2 separate regions of the Mus musculus genome follow, and region 1 is linked to region 2. The links are chromatin contacts, found by POLR2A ChIA-PET in ENCODE. All regions are on one chromosome and are shown on one strand. Each heading gives the region's core, a stretch centred on a gene start or an enhancer-like site at or near the end of the contact. The rest is flanking DNA. Distances are from core to core; before and after follow the strand shown.

Region 1 (5,186 bases), core at 2,612-5,111, 120 kb before region 2:
TCATGATATCAATTGGGTAGTGACTGTGATGCCTTTAATCCTAGCACTTGGGAGGCAGGCAATTCCGAAGCCAGCCAGCTAGAGCTACAAAACAAATAAAAAACAAAACAAAACCCAAAGGATAGAGAAAACTAGTTAGAATATAAGTGTGTTTAATCAAAAGAAAAACTAGGATGGCAAGCCTTTCAGTTTTCTTAAGTTGTCCAAGCTGGCCATGTTCGTTCTGCCTCTTGCCTCCCAAGTACTAGAATAGAACAGCTAGTGGGCACCACTCTGTCCAAATAAATGCTTAAACTTAGTATCCAAAGACAAAGAAAAAAATCCAGAAACTAGGAGAATTAAGACTGTTATTTTACAAAACACTCAGGACTAGTTCTAAGGCCTATTCATTAGTATTTTTGAATCCCCATGCTTTAATGATTAAAGTCACATACCAGATCATACATGTTCTCAGAAGCCCAATCTCTTGTCCCTTCTGTTACAGTTTATCACTACCACCTCACCAGAAACAGACCCAATCGCTAGAGCCAGAACTAGAAGGCCCCACCCTGAGCCAATTTTAATCATATTCTAGGGGGAAAAAAACAGCTAACACATTAATGCTTGTCTGAAATAGCTATCCCTAAAATATTCTGCTTTCCCAAACAGGTCTCAAGTTGATATGATTAATAATAATACTAATAAAATGATTGAACAATTTTGAGCCTAAACAGGCTGTTGGTATTAATGTCTAAATTTGGCTTTATAACCCAATTACACCTTATTTTTCTAAGAAACAAGTTATTTCGATTTTAATTCATCGAACTAAAATTAAGAATAACAACAAAAAAAAAACCCCAACAATTCAGAACTGGGCAGTGGTGGCACATGCCTTTAATCTCAGCACTTAGGTGGGTGGATCTGAGTTTGAATTCAGCCTAGTCTAGAGCTACAAGGACAGCCAGGACTACACAGAGAAGCCCTGTGTAGAAGGGAAAGTTAAAAAAAAAGACATGAAATTTCCATTTAATCCCAACACTCAACTCTGCATTTGTGAACACCATAGTAGTTCCAAAGTAGCCAGTGTCAGAGCTAGTGACACACGCCTTTAATCCCAGCACTTGGGAAGCAGAGAATTTGTTTTCAAGGTCAACCTGGTCTACACAGTGATAACCTGACAAGATAAAATAAACCCAGTTATTCTTTAAGTCTTAACTGACTCATTTAAAATCTTACATATAGCAACATACCTATTTATATAGCTTTTTGAATTTTCAAATTGTCAAATCTATACTCTGCAAGCATGGCAAGACAAACCAGATAGAACAGCCTAACTGAGAGCTGTTGATGGGACATTTAAAAGTAAAACAATTCTCATTTGGTCCAAGATGTCACCAATGTCAACAATCTTTGCCAAGAGAAAGTTAATCTTGATTTCTCACTTTTACTTACACACCTTTGATGTTACCAAACATTAGGAAAACCATTCAATTCTAATAAAAATTAAGATACAACTAAGATAAAGACATAGTTCTTTTGATCTATGACCTTAACTTTGAGCTGGAAGCTGGAAGATAAGCAGATACTAGCCAGACTTTTCATTAAAAAATAAGCCATGCAATGGTTCTGACAAGCACATTTCATTTCAAATTCTGAGTTCACACAAAAGGAAGTTCCTTAATTGAGGGCCCGATCTAGATCCTCAAAATTAGTGCCGGCCCTGTTCTTTTAAGTCCTACTTCTTTACTACTGCAGTTGTAGCTCCCTGACCACCTATGAGATCCTTGACTTCTCTCCCAATCTTTATTTATTTATTTATATTTTGGTTTTTTGAGACAGGGTTTCTCTGTGTATCCCTGGCTGTCCTGGAACTCACTCTGTAGACCAGGCTGGCCTCGAACTCAAAAATCCACTTGCCTCTGCCTCCCAAGTGCTGGGATTAAAGGAATGGACCACGACTGCCCAGCTGTTGAGATGTTTTAAAGACAGGCTCTTACTCTTCAGCACTAGCTGACCTCAAACTCAGTGATCCACCTGCCTCTGCCTTACCCCCCAGTGCTGGGACCAAAGGTGTGTGGCACCATGCCCGACTGCAAAGGTTTTAGTTTTAAGAGCCTACTTTGCTGGGTGTGGTGGCACTTGCCTTTAATCTTATCACTCTCCAAACAGAAGCAGGTGGATCTGAGTTCAAGGCTACCCATGGATTCATAGGGGAGACCTTCTTTGGGAAATTGAAAAGGCAATAGGAAATAGGTAGCAGGTTTTCATTTCCATAGTTTTCTGAATAGCAACCAAAAGGTCAAAACCACTTGAGGTCACTGAAGTTTATTTTGTATAGCACTCATCTGGGAGAGAAGGAAATCACTTACACATAGTAGACCCAAGGCCTGAGGGTCGTTTAATTAACTTTCATTGTTGTCTAACCCAAATTTAGCCCATAATCTTGCCCTATTATAAATAAGCACATTGCCACAAGCATATAACTACTTAGCCTTAGGGTGGGGTTAGGCAGACAGATCTAACCAGTCAACACAGGCCAGGTTCACAGCCACCATTCCTTGACAACATCCTCTCTCAAAGTAAAAAGTATTATGCTCTCTATATAAAAAACAGCTGATATTGGATTCCTGTATAAAGCAGTTTATTATAATCCTTAACAGAAAATAAATGCAAGTGGACCCACACAAGCTAAATCCCGTTTTCTTTGTAGATAACATCCTGAATCAGCTTAAATGTCTTTGTCAAAGAGGTCATATTTCACAGCTCAGAGCCAACTCATCTAATCTTAGAATAAAAGTATCAGGTAGCCGAGAATTTCTGTAACACAACTATTTCCCACTTAAATCCTATTTAAAAAAAAATAGCACAGAATAGCCGAGAATTTCTGTAACACAACTATTTCCCACTTAAATCCTATTTTAAAAAAATAGCACAGAAACTGAACAGCAATCCAGTCCAGTCTTCTGCCTAAGTATAAGGAGATCATTTCATTTTACGCTCGGGACAAAGTGTGCTAACTGAAAAATTTGCAAATGCAGTTTTCTTACCCTCAAACACCATTTTAGAGAGCTGTCCAACACCAGGGTGCACGCTGGTTCTCTACAGCTAGTTCTAAAAGAGCTCGTACAAAGAGGTCGTATTTCTACGTTCTCCCATCTTAGGAGATGCTAGAGACGTTCTTAGTATTACCTGCAGCGTTCAGACCTATTCTGCCCTAGAAAAATGAGATTCCACACGCTGGGCCAAGAGGGAGAGACTGGCAAAAAAACCGACCAGGTGGTGCCGAAGTTCCAACGTGCAGTTATTGGAAGCTCCCCCCGCCCCTCTAAATGTCCGTGACACTAGTAACCGAATAGAAAACAGCTTTGTCCTTTTCAGCTGTGACGCCCTCCTGCGAGGGGCCCCAAGGTCACCCACGTACCCCGACAGCCGTTCCCTGGGGCGACTTCCTCCAGCCGCCACCACGTGCTCCCGGCGGAACAAGCCTGCGCCTCAGCGTGGTGACTCTCGAACCCGCGGCCTAGCACTGGCCTGCGAAGGCCCGGAGGACCCGAGGGGCGCAGGGTACAGCGGCTCCCCACACCCACCGCGCTGCACCTGCAACCCGCGCTCCTCAGCCCCGGACTCCGCGACACCCCTCCGCCTCCCCGCCCGCACCACCCAGGCCCTGGCGTCTCGCTCTGGTCCGCCCGCCACGCGAGGACCACGATGGGCCGTGCCGCTGACAAGGGAGTCACTCACTAGGAAGCGCCTCTACAGTCCGCAATGCAGCAGCCCGCGCTCCGCACGCCTTCTGAAGGCAGCGCTGCCTCCCACCCAAAGCTTATAGCTCGGCCCCACCCCCCGGCCGGCCCTCTGGATCTACGTCACTTCCTTCCGCACGTACACCTACCGAGGTGCTCCCCCAAGACCGCTGGAGGCGAACTGCGCGCGCAGCCAGTGCGTGCGCGGAGTAGCCTAGAAAAGGCGCCAAGGCGGCAGGTGTCGGGAGAGCGCGTGCGATTGGCTGCGGCTCGCTTTCTCCACCGCACCCCTCCCCCGCCGTGTCTTTGGAGTTGGCCTGTCGCCCTCCGCCTAACCTTGACCGACACCCAACCCTGCGGTGCAAGTTCGAAAGTATCAGCCTTTACTCTTTAAAATATTCCTACTTGCAGGCTTAGGTCTCCGCCAAAACCATATCCTAAAGACGAGTTTTTGCAGCTCAGAGATGCTTTAAAGGAAAAACTTTAAAGCAAAACTGCAAATCTTTTTTTTTTTTTTTTTTAGATTTTAACAAGCAGCGCTTAAGCCAAGCAAAGAGCTACCAGTGCTCACTATGTTCAGCCTATGGAAGGGAAATAGGAACCAATGATTTACTAGGGTGATAAAGTTGTAGATTAACTTGCATGTTTATCGCCATTATTGCTTTTAGAGGGTTGTTGCAATGCATAGCAAATAAAAGGAGTTCTGTTAAAACTGCAAACGTTCACACTCTTTTCTTCCTATCTGTACTTTACTGCCCAGCCTGTGGTAAATTTACAAATAACAAAGAGAGTGGTATCTTAAACCACAACAGGACTACAGATAGCGCGCTCCCAGATGGAGCCCTTAGGGACCCTGGGAATGTCTTTTAAAGTACTAATCTACTTCCCAGCCACGAATTTGACCTTTGGCTTATCTGCTCTAAAATTCAACGCGTATTTGGGATTTACTAACTGCTGGTCCCTTTAGACCCTTCTTTGTCCAAATTGTACTACTCCAGAAAATATATATAAAGCCAGAGCACACAGCCATTGAGAGATCTCTGAAATTCAGACCATAAGCAGGTCTTGGTGGCACAGGCCTTAATTCCAGTGAAAGGCAGAGCAGGCATATCTCTTGAGTTCAGGCCAGCCTGGTCTACATAGAGAGTTCCAGAACAACCAGGGCTACAAAAAGAAACCCTGTCTAAAAACAATAAAACAAAAAACAAAAAAGGAAGAGGAAGAGGAAGAAGAGGGGGTAAGGAAGAGGAGGAGGGAGAGGGGGATGGGAGAGAAGAGGAAGAGGAAGGGGAAGAGGAAGAGGAAGAAGAAAAAAAAAAGAAGAAATAATGATTCCGGCTATAGACTGAGTCCCTGTAAGAGAAGCACAGAAGCACACAGCAGTGTTTGGTACCCCCATAGCTCAGAATTTGGAGCAGAAAGATGGGTGACTTCCAGGCCAGCTTAGGCTGTACAGCAAGAACC
Region 2 (5,740 bases), core at 2,317-4,816:
GCTCTCGGAACAGTATCACTCAGAGCAGTTAGAACTCAATGTCCATCAGTGGACACGGCTTAGAATTCTTAGAAGAAATAAAGGCTGGGAGATTTAGAGGATAAAAAAGTGGCCAATCAAAATAGACAAGGGAACCTTATTCAGCCTTACCCAGGAAGAATGCTCTGCACACTACACTACCAATAGACCTTGACTACATTACACTACACTACCAATAGACCTTGACTACACTACACTACCAATAGACCTTGACTACACTACACTACCAATAGACCTTGACTACACTACACTACCAATAGACCTTGACTACACTACACTACCAATAGACCTTGACTACACTACACTACCAATAGACCTTGACTACACTACACTACCAATAGACCTTGACTACACTACACTACCAATAGACCTTGACTACACTACACTACCAATAGACCTTGACTACACTACACTACCAATAGACCTTGACTACATTACACTACCAATAGACCTTGACTACACTACACTATCAATAGACCTTGACTACATTACAATACCTGTAGACCTTGACTACTTTACACTACCAATAGACCTTGACTACACTACACTACCAATAGACCTTGACTACACTACACTACCAATAGACCTTGACTACACTACACTACCAATAGACCTTGACTACATTACACTACCAATAGACCTTGACTACATTACACTACCAATAGACCTTGACTACATTACACTACCAATAGACCTTGACTACATTACACTACCAATAGACCTTGACTACACTACACTACCAATAGACCTTGACTACACTACACTACCAATAGACCTTGACTACACTACACTACCAATAGACCTTGACTACACTACACTACCAATAGACCTTGACTACACTACACTACCAATAGACCTTGACTACACTACACTACCAATAGACCTTGACTACACTACACTACCAATAGACCTTGACTACACTACACTACCAATAGACCTTGACTACACTACACTACCAATAGACCTTGACTACACTACACTACCAATAGACCTTGACTACACTACACTACCAATAGACCTTGACTACACTACACTACCAATAGACCTTGACTACACTACACTACCAATAGACCTTGACTACACTACACTACCAATAGACCTTGACTACACTACACTACCAATAGACCTTGACTACACTACACTACCAATAGACCTTGACTACACTACACTACCAATAGACCTTGACTACACTACACTACCAATAGACCTTGACTACACTACACTACCAATAGACCTTGACTACACTACACTACCAATAGACCTTGACTACATTACACTACCAATAGACCTTGACTACACTACACTACCAATAGACCTTGACTACACTACACTACCAATAGACCTTGACTACACTACACTACCAATAGACCTTGACTACACTACACTACCAATAGACCTTGACTACACTACACTACCAATAGACCTTGACTACACTACACTACCAATAGACCTTGACTACATTACACTACCAATAGACCTTGACTACATTACACTACCAATAGACCTTGACTACATTACACTACCAATAGACCTTGACTACATTACACTACCAATAGACCTTGACTACATTACACTACCAATAGGCCTTAACTAATGTGATAGTGTTCTGCTAGGTAAGTGCTAAGCAGGCCACCATAAAAAAGAAATACCACATGAGATAGTTCCATGTGTAGGGTTGGTTTCTTTGTTTGTTTTGTTTTTTACCATTTTGTTTGTTTACCAATGTAAAGATAGGATTTTATTCTGTAGCTTAGGCTGGCCTCCAACTAAAAATGAAATAACACAACAAAGCCATTATTTTCAAACAATGAACATATGCTAATTTAAATTATTACAAAAAATAAATGAAGGTTGATTGGTTCTTATTAGTTCTAAACATATGGCTGGCAGCTAGCAGTCCAGGGTGTCCAGGAGAAGAATTTGCCTGGCCCGGCTGGGCCCTTCTAGATGTGGAGCCTTGATGAGCAGGGCTAGGACTCTGGCCTGACCTGATGGAGACACCGTAAAGAAACAGCTACTTAGAGAGACATTGGGCAGGACAGGAGCATCCTCTAGGCTGCCTCCATCCATCTGTACCATCTCCCTTGGGGTCTCTGGCCTTGCCTCAAGCCCCTCCCAGCTCCCTCTTGCCCTCCAGTTTTGAGAATTATCTCCTCCAGGAAAGTCTAAAGTCCAGGGCTGTGAGTGGCGTCAGCTCAAGGCTTCTCAGCGGCCTCAGATGAATGACCTGAGGTACGTTCCAGTGGAAGTGGCTTGAGTCAGCTTGTGCCTCTGAGGTGTGGCTGAGGTCACTGACCTTCAGCAGCATCCTTAGCTTCCTCTCCTGCCCTTCCCTCCACCTCAGGAATGAGGTAGCTGGGCCCCTGAGACCTGCACTCCTGGCATTTTATTGCCTTGTCCCAAGAACTGTGCTTTGTATGCAGGGTAAACTTCAGGACTCAAGAGACATGGTGAACTGTCTAAGGACTCAGTGCTCCCAAGGCCCGGGTCTCACTCCCTCAAATCTCCCACTGAACCTCCACAGTCAAGCCCCCTTTACCCTGGTGCATTCATCTCTGCTCATTCACACCGTGGGGTCTCTCACTGAACCAGGAGCTCATCAGTGAGGCTAGCCTGGAAGGCCAGAGAGGCCCAGGAACCTTTCCATTCCCACCGCCCCAGGTGTGGGATTTCAAACTTACCCTCCCAAACCCAGCATTTTTATATGGGTGCTAGGGATCAAAGCCAGATCTTTTTCTTTGGAGGGTGAGTGCTTACTGGCCAAGCCATCTCCCCATTCCCAATTTGGCTTTTTAAATGAAGCCCTGTTGCTGGGCAGTGGTGGCACACACCTTTAATCCCAGCACTTGGGAGGCAGAGGCAGACGGATTTCTGAGTTTGAGGCCAGCCTGGTCTACAGAGTGAGTTCCAGGACAGCCAGGGCTATACAGAGAAACCCTGTCTTGAAGAACCATAAATAAATAAATAAATAAATAAATAAATAAATAAATAAATAAAGCCCTGTCAAAGTGATCAGAAATCTGACCACACAGCTCTGACACTTAGATGCTACACAGCCCCGACTTGGCTTGGTCTTCAGGTCCAGCTATGTAGCTAAGTCCCTTCTCAACACAAGATGGACTGACTTTTAAGAAGCAACCCCTAGAAGCCAGGCATGGTGGCACATACCTTTAATTTCAGCATACAGGAGGCAGAGCAGGCAGGTTTCTGTGAGTTCAAGGCCTGCGTGGTCTACATAATGAGTTCTAGGCCAGTTAGGGCTAGTGCATAGAAAGACTGTCTGGAAACAGCAGCAACAGAGGCACACAGGCCTCCTTGGCCTTTTCAGCCAGCCACCCCCACCACGTGCTAAGCCACGTGACACAGTAAGACCTCATCCCTGAGTCTCCCCAAGGCCAATGGAGTCTATGCTTCCCCTGTAGGATCACCCAGAGTACTGACCACGTGAGGACTTTGTCCTTCTCTTCTTGACCTATCAGGGAATTTTTTTCTTGGGTCCAGTGAGTTGAGCCTTAGAGGGTTCCTTAAGGGAACATGAAGTTGGAAGGAAGGGTTGGGTAGTTCAGCTACAAGGTTGTGATCAACCGCATTTGTCTGAAAGAGGTGGAAGGGACCGCGCCTAAGCTGTGGGGAGGAGTCAGGAGCCTGGGCACAGCACAGAGGATCAAATTCCTCAGGGGTGAACTCTGAGATAAAAAGCTTGACACTGGAGGCTTGAGGAGGTAATGAAACAGGCGTGGAGGCTCCGCTTACTGTTTAGCCTTCACCCAGCTCTGAACAAGGCTCTGAGAGCCTCAATACGGGACAGAAACCTCGCCACCCCTCAGTGGCTGTCCCTGCCTGACCCTCCTCGTCCTCAGCGTCTGCCTGAGAGAAAAGAAGGATGGAGCCAGGCAGGACTCATATCAAACTTGACCCCAGGTAAGTAAGGGTGGCAGGTCTTGGGCTGGGAGCCAGCTGCTAAGAAACAGCAGCAGCAGCAGCAGCCCCTAGGCTCTGGCCTCCCTGACTCGCTCACTGGGCCTTTGACTTCGAGCACGCCAAACAAGATAAGAATGAAATCTGCCTGACAGTCCCCCTTGGGCCTCAGGGAAGCTGTGGGGTTGGGTCATGTGTGGCCACTTCAGGGCTGTCAACTGCCTCTGAACATGGGCAGGGAAAGATTACAGAGGTTAGGGTTGCAGGAGGCGATCCTTGACAGCACAGAAGCCCCGACAAACAGAGGGCAGGCTCATCTTGATACTACGGGATTACCTTTTCTTTTCTTGTTTTCTCTTCCTTCCTTCCTTCATTCCTTCCTTCCTTCCTTCCTTCCTTCCTTCCTTCCTTCCTCCCTCCCTTCCTTCCTCTTTCCCTCCCTCCATCCCTTTCTTTCTCCCTTTCTCCCTTTCTCCCTTTCTCCCTTTCTCCCTTTCTCCCTTTCTCCCTTTCTCCCTTTCTCCCTCCCTCCCTCCCTTCCTCCCTTCCTTCCTTCCTTCCTTCCTCCCTCCCTCCCTCCCTCCCTTCCTTCCTCTTTCCCTCCCTCCATCCCTTTCTTTCTCCCTTTCTCCCTTTCTCCCTTTCTCCCTTTCTCCCTTTCTCCCTTTCTCCCTTTCTCCCTCCCTCCCTCCCTCCCTTCCTTCCTTCCTTCCTTCCTTCCTTCCTTCCTCCTTTCTTCCTTTCTTTTTTGATGTAACCTGGACTATCCTGAAACTTACTCTGTAGATCAGGCTGGCCTCAGATTCAGAGATCCATCTGCCTCTGCCTCCCGAGTGCCGGAGCCAAAGCTGTTTGTTACCACAGTCCAGTTTACTTTTTCTTTTTCCTTTCTTTCTTTTTTTCTTTTTTCTGACAGTCTTACCATGTCATTGTACAGTTAAAGCTGGCCTTGCATTAAGATCCTCCTGCCTCAGCCTCCCTCTCCAGTGCTGGGCTTACAAGCCTGCGTTACCGTGCCTGTTAAGAGTCTTCTCTTTCCCTTGCTCGTCCTCCCTGGCCAACTGAGCTACTGTCCTGATGGAACTGCCCCTGGCTAACTGTTTTATACTCCAGCCTAAGCCAGTTCTCCAGGGCCTTGAGAAACAGTGGACTATCTCCTTGCATTCAGGAGTCTCTGAGATGGACTAAGCGCTTACTGTGTAGTCTGCCACAGCCCTTCCCCCGCTGCCTGCTTCTGAGCAGACCCGTGTCTCTCCAGGTACACAGCAGAGCTTCTGGAACTTCTGGAGACCAATTACAGCATCTCCCCTGCCTGCTTCTCTCACCCTCCCACCGCAGCCCAGCTCCTGAGAGGTGAGTCAGGGGGGCCCCTGGAGGAGCTGGGAGCTAGGACAGCTGCGGTAGCTAAGAAAAGCTGGCTCCCATCTGGTCAACAGAGAGGATGGCTGGCCTGGTGTTCAAAATGGCCAAGGTCTTGGAGAAGGGCAACTCTCCCAAGGCATCAATGGGCCACAGTGAGGTATGAGAATCTAGCCCAGGAGACAAACCTGAGAGTGAGCCTCCACTCACCCGTCTCAAGACACATTCAAACTTGCAACCCTGAGATCTGGGACATTTTTTTTGTGTTCTCAGCTTTCAAGATGGTACCAAATAACCCAAGCCCTGCAGTAGTTCCCTTGGAGGGTGCACATGGTCCCTAAGAGAGCTCACAGCACGGCAGAGGCTGTTGGGAGGTGTGGGCTTGATCTGGATAAACCTGAAACCTTGTCTTCCCAGTACGGAA

Evidence for each region. ChIA-PET counts read pairs that join two places held with the same protein, here RNA polymerase II (POLR2A).
Region 1: POLR2A ChIA-PET joins it to region 2 with 10 read pairs in embryonic stem cell. The contact joins the promoter of Tfrc here to the promoter of Slc51a in region 2. POLR2A ChIA-PET finds 5 or more read pairs at or near these places in 4 of 5 experiments (Patski and embryonic stem cell).

Annotation. Positions count from the first base shown.
Region 1 is chr16:32,607,571-32,612,756 of GRCm38, reverse strand. Tfrc (transferrin receptor) reads right to left here and starts at 3,861. Exons shown (of 19, transcript NM_011638.4): 1 at 3,721-3,861.
Region 2 is chr16:32,485,705-32,491,444 of GRCm38, reverse strand. It overlaps Slc51a (solute carrier family 51, alpha subunit), which reads left to right and starts at 3,566. Exons shown (of 9, transcript NM_145932.3): 1 at 3,566-3,960; 2 at 5,216-5,310. The coding sequence starts at 3,923.